Regions from separate parts of the Mus musculus genome. Here region 2 is linked to region 1. A link is a loop called in an ENCODE intact Hi-C map of the cell type or tissue named here. Cell type or tissue: heart. All regions are shown on one strand. Links, peaks and the distances in the headings refer to the core of each region. The heading gives the core; the rest is flanking DNA.

Evidence for each region. A loop is a pair of places that touch in the nucleus more often than their neighbours do. Peaks named below come from ENCODE experiments on the same cell type or tissue, not always from the same donor. Only the 100,000 strongest peaks of a DNase experiment are listed, where the experiment ranks them.
Region 2: it touches region 1 in a loop (2.7-fold over the local background); 1 of 42 quality-filtered maps calls a loop at or near these places.

What each region holds. Positions count from the first base shown.
Region 1 is chr1:73,963,718-73,969,084 of GRCm38, forward strand. The region is part of intron 18 of Tns1 (tensin 1); the gene reads right to left. Among named protein-coding and RNA genes, the nearest start is that of Gm39664, 65 kb to the right of the region's middle. In heart, for the core only: a CTCF peak has its summit at 2,912 (motif pointing right); DNase peaks (open chromatin) are centred at 174, 714, 2,784 and 3,359; H3K4me3 peaks cover 76 bases; H3K27ac peaks cover 3,840 bases.
Region 2 is chr1:74,029,053-74,034,419 of GRCm38, forward strand. All of the region lies in intron 3 of Tns1 (tensin 1), which reads right to left. Gm39664 (a long non-coding RNA gene) reads left to right here and starts at 2,039. Exons shown (of 3, transcript XR_003948683.1): 1 at 2,039-2,423; 2 at 2,529-2,617; 3 at 3,479-3,875. In heart, for the core only: no CTCF peak of the experiment used is centred there; DNase peaks (open chromatin) are centred at 2,139, 2,789, 4,069, 4,609 and 1 weaker place; H3K4me3 peaks cover 768 bases; H3K27ac peaks cover 4,778 bases.

The DNA.
Region 1 (5,367 bases), core at 158-5,157:
CCCACCCCTTCTCCCACCACCTCCAAGCAGAGTCTAGGAACCAGGACACTTCCGTGACTTAGAAGAAGAAAACGAAAAGGCTCCATATGTCTCAGAGCAGGCTGGGGTGCCCCTGGACAGAACTCTGGGAGGGGAACACAAGTCCCAACAGCTTTGGCTTCTGGCCCAGCAACCTTGACACAGACTGAGTGAGGCTGCCCAGAAAGCCTGTGGGTGTCTGACGGGAGTGCCTGCAACCGCCTGCAACTGCCTGCATGGCTATTAGTGTCTTTGGTTGCCCTCTGTGGTGGTCACAAGTGTCGGGACCACTTTTCCGAGGGTCCCACTTTTTCAGGATGCCCACTGTCATCCTCAGCCAACCAGATGTGTGGCCAACCACTCAGCAACACACAGACAGGTGCCTGGAAGTTCCCAGCACACGCCTGGCTTGCTCTAAAAGGTGAAATCCCAGAGGATGGCCTCAGGACAACAGGTCCTTCTATGTTTGTGACTTATTGGGATGGCAACTGAAACTTCCAACATAATTCCTAAGCCAGTGGGGACTTAGTTTCTCTTCTGGAAGATTCCTCCTATCCCCTCCTTTGGCCCCGGTTCCTTTGTGACACTTAGGTCCTTCCATTGCCCAAGGCTGTAGCAACTTTGTATCTGTCCTTGCAGCTGAGGAGGGAGAGCACCTGACTGAGGAAGACCACCTGTCTCTCCAGCTCCCACTGTCCAGAGCCATTACTTACTAGCTCGGTTCCTGCCTCCCATTGCCATCTGCTCCCTAAGAATATCGAGGAAATATAAAGGGAGGAACAAAAATCTGTGACTTGAGGCCCAGTAGTAGGTCCCCTGCCCTGCCTTCACTGATGACACGGCTGGGCAAGCAAGACAGGCAGCCGGTGTCACATGCCAGCATTTGTTTTTGCAGACTAGAAACCAAACCCAGAGCCTTGGGCATGCTAGGCCTTGGACATGCTAGGCCACACACTCTCCTCAAGCTATAGCCTTGGTCCTTAGACTTTAACAACTTGTTAATGATAGGGAGGGGGCTATAAAATGTACCCCATATCTTGAATTTCCAAATTGGTGGAGATCATAGTCTACAGGACCTACAGCAAAGGCCCTCTTGTCACCACAGAACCTCCTAGAACTAACCAACAAAGCCCAGGCTCCTGAAAGGGTTAAGGAGCCCCCATCGACATCTCTGTCCCCACCCAGCCACCACCGCAGTAGCCCAATTTGATTTCATCTGCCCATCTGAACACCATCTGTAGTATTTTGTGAATTACTAAAATAAATTTAACTTAAACCAGTCCTGAGCACCAAACCCCATGAGATCACAGACTTGCTATGTGAATTATACACATTTTTCTTTTCCTTTGATTTAAAAAAAATCTTTTGATAACAGATCTTATGTAGCCCAGGCTGGTCTTGAACTCACTAGGTGATGGCCTTGAATTCCTGATCCTCCTGCCTCTGCCTCCTAAGGGCTTGGATGAGAGATGTGCACCACCATACCATGTGCCTGGTTAATATATATATATACACACACACACACACATATATATATATATATGTATATATCACAATATACATACTCCTGGAGTCAGTTTATAAAGTATCTTAGCCCATGTCCAGTGCCATGGAAACAGTAGGTACAAGAACAAGTGCAAAGCATGACCCTAACCAAATGGCCTTCAGAAAGCAATAGAAGCCCCTGAAGAATCCCCTAAAGACTCTGACTGGATGGACAGCCTTCGCTTGGGAGGCTAACACAGGACTGAAGCAAGTTCAGGCCTACTCTGGGCTATATAGTAAGGTCCTCTGTTAAAGAAAAAAAAAAGCCAGGGGACAGAAACAAGGTAAGGACAGAGGGAGGGAGACCCTGACTTCAGACGCCACCTTCCCCGCAGAAGACAGAACTCTCAGTGGCTTGAGAATCTGAATTTTAAAATGCCCTTATGGGCACAGCCAGGTTTGCCCAGTGATGCTCCTCGTGAAATCAAAAGCTTCCTACTATGATCTTACCATCCCCCACGAAAGCCCATCTTATCTCTAAGAAACAGAAACAGGTACTCTTAGCTCCCATTCGCATCATCTCTCAAGTGACTTTATGGTGTTCTTTGAGTATCCCAGAACAAGCCAATGTCCCCCATGAGAGCCCTAGTGGTATCCAGGTTGTGCAATGTCCTCTGAGCCCCCTGGTCAGTCCTCCCTCACCAGCTTATCTGTGTCACAGGATCTGCTCCCAGGGCTCCTTGTCACTCTCAGGAGGAGGGTCTACAGCAGCCCACATGAGAAGTATGCTACCTTGTACAGTTTGGAAGCCACACTTTTTAATCACACAGCCTCAGAGTCCACCTAACCCCATTGCCTAGGCCAACCCATCATCTGCTAGGCATGCAGCAAAGACAAGAGTCTCACGAAATGACCCAGCCCCTGGAGAGTGTGATGTCCCTGAGACAGTGAAGCTACTCAGTACAACTCTGCTCTGACCTCTGAAGCAGCCAGCATTCCCTGCAACCACGAAGCAGCCCTGAGCATGGTAGCTTTATCCATACGTTCTAGATTCTAGAGACAGGAAGATAGACCTAGAGACCTTTGGCTGCCTCCAAGTACCCAGGATTCATCGAGTCCCCAGATTTGCTGCCACTGTGGGCAGCTATCCCAGGCCATTTCCTAGAATTACAGCCCAGGGGACATCCTGAGTTCAGTGGCTGGTCCACCCGATCCCATCCATCCAACTCTGGGAAGCAGAGGTCCCCACAGATGGTTAGAGCCAGAGCCAACATCACAACTCAGCCACTGACTCCCGGAAGGAAGTCACCCCAGCTGCCAGATCCGGGACACACGAACAGAGGGAGGTGGCTGGAGGGTCCTAGAAGCACCTCCCCCCATACACACACAAGAACCACAGCTCCTCCAGCTGGTCTAACACTATAAAGAGGGTGGGACACTAGAGGGCCACACCTCACTAGAGAAGCAGCTTTAGTTTGTAGTCTGATTACTTCATCCTTCCCAGGGCAGCCTTGGCCCAGCCGAGTCTGGATCTGGGGGAGGGAGCTCAGGTTACCATGGCCACAACTTTGATAGGCTGGGTCCCTTCTCACTGTTGTTTCCTGTTGCTGTCCTAACCCTCCCTTCTCTCTAGCCACTAACAGGTGTAGAAGCATCTCCCCAGGCCTGAACAATTGAACAATTGGCTCTTGTTCAATGTTAATGCCTCTTCTCTTTCTCTCTGTGCGCGCATGTGTGCCTTTGGGAGAGTGAGCATGTACCTGTGTGCCTGTGAGTGTGTAGAGGTGAGAGGTCAATCTCAGAGGCCTTTCCTCAGGCACTATCTCCCTTTTTCTTTTGAGGCAAGGTCCCTCACCGGCCTGGAATTCACCAAGTAAGTTAAGGAGGACGGGAGGTCATTGAGCCCCAGCGATCCTCCTATGCCTGCCTCTCCATCACTGGGATTACAAACACCTACGAACCACCCCTGGTTTTGCACATGGGAATAGAACTGGGGTCTTCGTGCTTATAAGGAAAGCGCTTTGCCAACTAAGCCATCTTCTCAACCCCTTGACCCTTGTTCTTAAAGGACAAAATGATTGAGTGTTTTGACTTAGTCTTGGGGTTAGGACTAAAACAGAACACTGTCCCTAGGAGAGCTACTTCATAGTCTGTGAGCGAGTGGGGCAGGGGCACATGCAGCACCAGGTAAGGTTGTCACCCAGGGAATATGTAGCCAGAAGCATGGTGGGTTATAGCGGGAAGAAATGCCATTGGCATATAGCAGGTAGACTTGAGCTAGACAGAGGAAAGAGAGTACAGGGTGGAAGAAGCTGAGTTCCCAACAGACGACTCCAATTTAGCTGCCTACTGCATGAGCTTGGCTGGTTTAGTTTCCACTGTGGCAAAATACACAGAGGAAAGCTTGGAGCTCTAAAATGTCTTGTTCTAGAGCGAACCCAGGATCATCAAGGAGGCAGCAGGCATAGTCAGAAGGGTGGGGGCAGGAAGAAGCACCCCCCACCCCATGACAGACATGGCAGCAAGGTGCTGAAGGTGCAGGGGGAGAAGGGAAGGGGGAGAGGGAAGGACACTGAGAAAGAAAGGAGGAGGGCTTGCTGCCTGAGCTGACTGCGCACCGAGGCTCTGTGTGTGTGTGTGTGTGTGTGTGTGTGTGTGTGTGTGTGTGTGTGTATGTGTGTGTGTGTGTGTGTGTGATAGAAACATACTCTCAGAATGCCCTAGGACCCTACCCCCCCCCCCACAGTAGCCCAAAAGACCTGAAGAAGTGCAGCTCAGGGCTACAGGGGTAGGACAGGCTTTGGAGAGTCAGCCTTTTGGGGGTCTCCATACCTATTCCAGGAAGGCAGCAGGCAGAGCCAGTCTGGGGATATGTTCCCTGGGAATAGGATAAGATTATGCAGGAGGGGGACTGTCAGCTCCCAGTAGATATATGCATCGGACGGATAAGGGGTAGAGGGACATCTGTTCGTAGCCCTCCTGCCTCTCCTCACCTCACGGCTCTCAGCACAGATGTGCTCCAGAAGCCTCCTCATCCGGGAAGGAGACGGCAGAGAAGGACAGATGAGTTCGGGGTGCAAAGGAGACTGAATCAATGCCTGTAGCCATTCACCAAGGGTCTGTGCCTGACCAGGTGTCTTTCAATGGCCTCCATACTGCCAGCCCAATGTAACAGCTAGGCACTAGCTCAAGATGGCCTTGGCCACATGCTCTTTCTGCTCTCCAAGACAAAGAAGCAGCAGAAAGCAGACAGGGAGGCACGCAGACAGGGCTCAGAGGCACCAATGGCAAGTGAAGAAGACGGATGAGACCATGTGACATCTCAGAACCACCCACCCATACACCAGTGACTAGGCCAGTATTGAGGTGCCTTGAAGGGGCTCCCTGGGAACTGCATGCATCCCCAGGAGGGCTATGAGCTTGACAAAAACCACATAGCACTAACTCTGGGCAGCCCACAGTCACATAAGGACCCAGCTTCATGAGTGGGCCAATCTCAATGCTTCATGCAAAATGACACAGCCTCTTGGCATCCCTGACATACCAGGGGCCCGAGAAGCTGTGTGCCTTCAGAATTAAGCTTTCACTGTAAGGGCTGCAAGTCCACGGGTTTCAGCCCATTAGGCAGGGCTGTGTGGAATGGTCCGTGGAGTTCTCTACACAGTAATCCGGGGACTTGGTATACAACCTGTGTGGAGGGGTCAGTGTAGGCTAGCAGCAGACACAGATGGTTTGTATTCCCTTTTAAACCAGGCAGTTCCCTCCTGTGATGAGTGAACAGACCCACCCCCGACAAGCCCTCCACCCCACAGGGAACCTTCCTGGATGGGAGGCAGCCCCCTGGCCCAGCTCTGGCCCTTCCCG
Region 2 (5,367 bases), core at 173-5,172, 65 kb after region 1:
GCTTCCCTCTGCTCTGTTCCAAGAAACAGATGCCTTAGAGGAATGGTCACTGTCCCCAGACACAGAGCAGCCCAACCCAGAAGGGAGCTTCCCAGCACCTCTGCCAACATCCCAGCGGATGCTGGACGATCCTTGAAAGCCTGAGCTCAACAAGACAGATCTTCCCAGGCACAAGAACGGGAGCCTACATGCAGGAAGCTCCATGGCTAAAAGAGAGAACTCTGCTAAACCCAGTCTCTCATTCCACGGGTAAGGCTGATGATGCCCAGGAAAGGACAGACAGACAACTGCCCAAAGCTACAATGTCAAAGAAGGCAACCGCCTCCCAACACCCTGAGCTGTTCCACATCACTCAGCAACATCACCTCCCCTGACTCAGATAGGGACAATCTCCCTAAATCTACTCTCTCCTCATCACAGAGCTGCCGTAGTCTCCACAGTGAGCAGGGTAGCAACTCAGAAGGAGAAGAGGCAGGTTAGAGATGCTGTAGCCAGGCCAGTCACTAAGAGAATTGGTGCTCAAGCTAGTACCAGAGGTAGGAGACAGAGACAGGACCTCTGGTTATCAGACCAGCCCCACTTTTCTAGTCCCAAGTTCATAGCACAGATAACACAAGGAAAGCGCTGGCTGGTGTGTTGAGTAAGCTGTTGTCCAGAGGTTGCCTCTGCCTGTCAGAGGTAGAGTCGGGATTCAAACCTGCACAGTGGGGCTGCAAAGCCTGTGACTTAACCTCAAGGCCACACCACCTTATTATAACCCTCAGTCCAAGAATCGAGGGTTCCTGAGATGTCCTCTCCTCCCTCAACATACAGTAACCTGAGCACTTGTGATGTGCTGGCACCAAGCCTTTGAGACTCTCAACATTCCTCCTGGCTTTAAACAGATGGCCCCTGTCCCCACACTCACCAGCCACCTAAAGTCAGGCTGGGCACTGCTGACTTCCAGTGGACAGGCTCCTCCAGACTAAGGGATACCTTTGACCATTTATTCAACCAACACACAGTGGGTCTACAGTATTCTGGGACCCACAGTAAAAGATACTCCCTTAAAGAGCCTCTTGGCACCTTCGATATGTGAGCTGCCTGCCCCCTCACTCCACCTCCACCATCACGGCTTATTAAGAAGCCTTGTGTGGGGAGGGATCCCACAGTCAGCAGGCTCTGGTCTCAGAGCACAGGAAGAAAGTTCGGTGGGTGGGAGAGGGCACATTAACACCAAGAAGGTTTCCCAGTCCCAGGGGTTAAGGGCACAGGTGCCAGACTCCAGGAACACAGGTCCTGGATGGAGTTTATCCCCAGAAGTCCCCTGTCCAACCCCTTCCTATACCAAAACCTCATCCTGTCTCTCCTAGGTAAAAATCCCTCTGCTACTCCCAACTTTGACTTGGCCCAGGAGATCTCTCACCCTTGACACCCAAGCAAGGCCTCTGGGCTCTCTCCAAAACCACTCTTTGTCACAGGTTTCCTCGCTAAGCCTCATTTACTGTACCAAGCACTTTGCACACAGAATTTGTTTTAACTCCCCCACAGCACACAAGGCTATGCTGGAATGTGGACCTCATCTTACAGACTCAGTGGGACACTGAGGCCAGGCCAATGTCACATGGGGTGTAAGTAGCAGAAAGACAGAGTCCCTACATTACCCATCCTTACATGCACGCCTGTCCCATACCTGAACAAATGCCTCTGTAAAACTCCTCCTCAACCTTCAAAGCCCATCTCAAAAGGTTCTTCCTCCCGGAGGTCTCAACTCCTCCACCAGCTCACGGAACAGGCTTCCTGCATCCCATCCCATCCCTCCCTTGTTTTTTGTAGAACTGTCTACTCCCCTTTGTCTCCAACTAGAAGGTGTCTCACTGGCCTTTCCAGCCCCATATCTGGCACCCTGCCTGGCACAGAGTGGATGCCCTAAAAGGCTGTTAATGTGAAATCAGAATGGCCCCCAGGCCCAGCTGGATTGGCCCTGGCTCCCGGCCTCCTCAGCAGGCTCACAGGCATCACTGGACCCAGAGAGCCAAAGCCAGAAGCCCATCTCCTCCAGACCCAGATGGCAGGCAGGCCGCCAGGGCCCTGGTCTCATACTCCCCCTCCTAAGCCCAGCCCCTCTCTGCTTCACCAGCTCTGAATCTGGGAGTCTCAGCCAGTGATTAGGGCCCTAATCAGGCAGGACTTCCTGCCAGCCACTGCCAAAGGTGGGGGCGGGGCAGGAGGGAAGCAAGGTCAACCCAAGGTGAAGTTTCACAGCCAGGGACCCAAGGAGCTCCACACCCCCACTGGTAGATTCACTTTAGCAGCCTCCAGCACTACTCCAGCACTACTACACTGCTCCAAACCTTTGACTGCTAAGAAAGGATACTGAGACCCAGAGAGGGAAGGGACTCAGCTGTGCGGGAGAGAGAACCAGGCCAGCCTGAGATCTGTTGGTAAGAAGAATACCATTCCTGCACAGCCTTGGGTCAGAGGGCCCCAGGGTGGAGACCCCTTTGTACTTCCCCTAGAGCCTCAGACATAGCTCTGTCCCCTGCTAGCACCAACCCTGGCACTGAACCTCAGCTCACTCCCTGAAGAGCGGTTATGGGCCAGCTGATTGCCTGGCCTCCTGGAGGATGTGTTCAAGGTAAGGCCACTTCTCATCTCTCAAGGATCAACAGTCTAGAAGGGCAGAGGGGAGCCAGGCTGAGGAGGGAAGCCAGTGAGAGTCCTCCCAGTAGTCATCATGATCAGCCTACAGCATACTTCCTTCAAAAGAATCTTTAATGCTTTCTGCAGCTGCAACTGGGCGGGCCAGGGGTCCGGAAACGGTGGTCACCCCTGACCCAGAACAACCTCAGCCTCCTGGGTGGGGATCTCTGGGTAAAAGAGCAGGCCAAGAGGCTGGTCCTTGGTGGAGGAATGTCAGAGTCACTAGAAAGCCATGGACCCCAAAGAGGGTAGAGGCCTGAGAGGGAATGGAGTGTGGCCAGGAGACCTACTGACCAATCTTCAAAGCTCTCGGCTCTTATGTATACACAGAAAGGGCTTGGGTGGTTATCCCCACCCCTTACCAACAAGGGACTGAATTAGATTGTAGAGAGAAATGCCAGGTAGACTTCAAGGAGCCCTGGAGGGTCTAAGCCAGCTCAGTGTTTACTTGGGAATGTCACTCTAAAACATAAATGCCATTCCTATGGCTACAGTCAAGGATAGCCTGTTTGGAGGGAGGCTGACCAGGCCCTTGCCAGGCCTGGAAGGTCCTAACGCAGGCAGTGGCTGTCTGAAGGGTGGGAAGGGATCCCAGAGGGACTTGCGATGGCAACTTTCTCAGAGTCCGACATAAACACATATCTGCTCCAGCTCCCTGGGGAGACAAGTCTGAGGTCCCCTCAACTCCAGGCCTGCCTCCTAACTGCAGACAGAAGCAAAGTTGGGAAAGGAAAACACTGATATTAGCAGCCCCTAAAGGAAGCCTGTGGAAGCCTGACCTACACTCTCGATCCAGGATAGGGAAGTCACAACTGTGATGAAAGAGAACAGGACCAGTAAGAGGCAGCAGGCTCCGGAATGAATGACACCCACTGACAAGGATTACCTTTGGCTTCTCTGCTTTGGATGCTTGCTTGTTTGTTTGTTTGTTTTTTTGTTTGTTTGTTTGTTTTTGAGACAGGCTTTTGTGTATCCCAAGCTAACCTTGAACTTACTTTATAGTCATAGATGATCTCGAACCACTGATCTGTAGCCTCACGAGTGTTGGGATTAAAGGTTTCTACCACCATGCCCAATTTACACAGTGCTGGGGAAAGAACCCAGAGTTGTGTGCATGCCATGCAAGCCTGCTCCAGCTGATCTACATCCTATACATCAAAGCACTTTAAATCAATGAATTCATTTAAACTCTATGTCCGTGCCATGAGGCCTACTGTTCCATTCTAGAGGGGAAACTGAGGCGAAACCTAATCACTTGCTGAGAGCACACAGCTAGTAGATAGGAATGGCTGCCATGGTAGGTCTCCAGCAGGCTGGCTCCGGCTTCATGCCCTCCCTCTGCCTTGCTCCACACTGCGGAGGAAAAGCAGCATTGTGTGTAGGCTAACAGCTCTTCAGCAGGCCTGTCCCAAACCCTCAGTCCTCCAGCCTCAGTTGGCACCAAAAGCCTCACACTGAACAGTCAGGGAGTGCCAGTGCAGCCAGATGACAGCAGACACGGGGGAGCGAGAAACATTTGCAGCCAATGAGGCCCACATTCATTCCAAGAGAAGGCAAAGAAGGTCCCTGGAGGAAGCTTCCAATGGCAGAGAGTGGTGAGCTCACAGAAGGCCTCCTGTGGCCCTCATCTGGTCGGATCCCTGGATCCACCCTTCTGCACCAGTCCCTGGCCTGAGCTGGAACTCAAAGCCCTAAAAAGGCAGGGAACACACAGCTTAGCAAGCCCTGCAGGAGGAAAGACCGGGGACTGTCCCTGTCCCCTCTCCTCACAGTTCCAACTCCTCTAGGGAAACAAAGGTGAGGACAAGAAGGCAGATGGCCAAGGGCCACAGCCTAAGCAGAGAACCAGCTACCCTAGGGCCCCCAGCTGCCAGCACAGGGCATCCACGGAGGCGGCACAGGCTATGTATAAGGCTGGCATCCCCGCCACCCCCACCATTCCTTTCCCAGCTGGCTTATGCCCACACCTCTACATGCCTAATAGCTCTGGAAAGCTAAAAGCCAGCCAACCAGGGAGTCATGAAGCCAGAGGCCTCAGGGGATAATGCTGGGGACAAAGTAGAGGCCTGTCCCTCCCCAGTGTCTAAAAACAACCTTCTCCCTCCCACAAGTTCATGTTCCTTTCTGATTCATTTGGTTGTTGTCGTCATCATCGTTGTTGTTGTTGTTGTTGTTGTTGTTGTGTTGTTGTTATTGGGGCGGGATTCGCCTGTCATCCGGCAAATCTCTACTCTCCATCCCAAAACCCCAGTTTCCCTTTCCAGGGTCAAGGAAACATAAGTGAGAGGCAACAATGACCCTGCAGCTCAGTGTAAGCCTCCACTCAGCCCTCACGCTCCTCTCTGCTCCCCCATCATCATCCAGAAGGAAAAATACTCCCATTAGGAAGCCTCCCCAACCTCCTGGCCGTAGACGAGGGATACAAGTTAGACAATGAGAAGAACTTCCTCTTCAGAGGAAGCCAGAAGGGTGAGAGGTACTGTCCTGACTAAAGGCAAGCTGGCTGTGGGCAGAACCTCTGGAGCAAAGGGGTCACAGACCTCATAGAGTTGGCTGTGGGGAGAGGCAAGCTGGGTTGGGCAGGCTGAGCTAGAAAGGATGGAGCCCAGGGAGAGTCCTAAACCCCAAAAGAGGCCATCAGGACACCTCACCCTCAGCACTGAGTTTGGAGAAGTGTCAACCCCC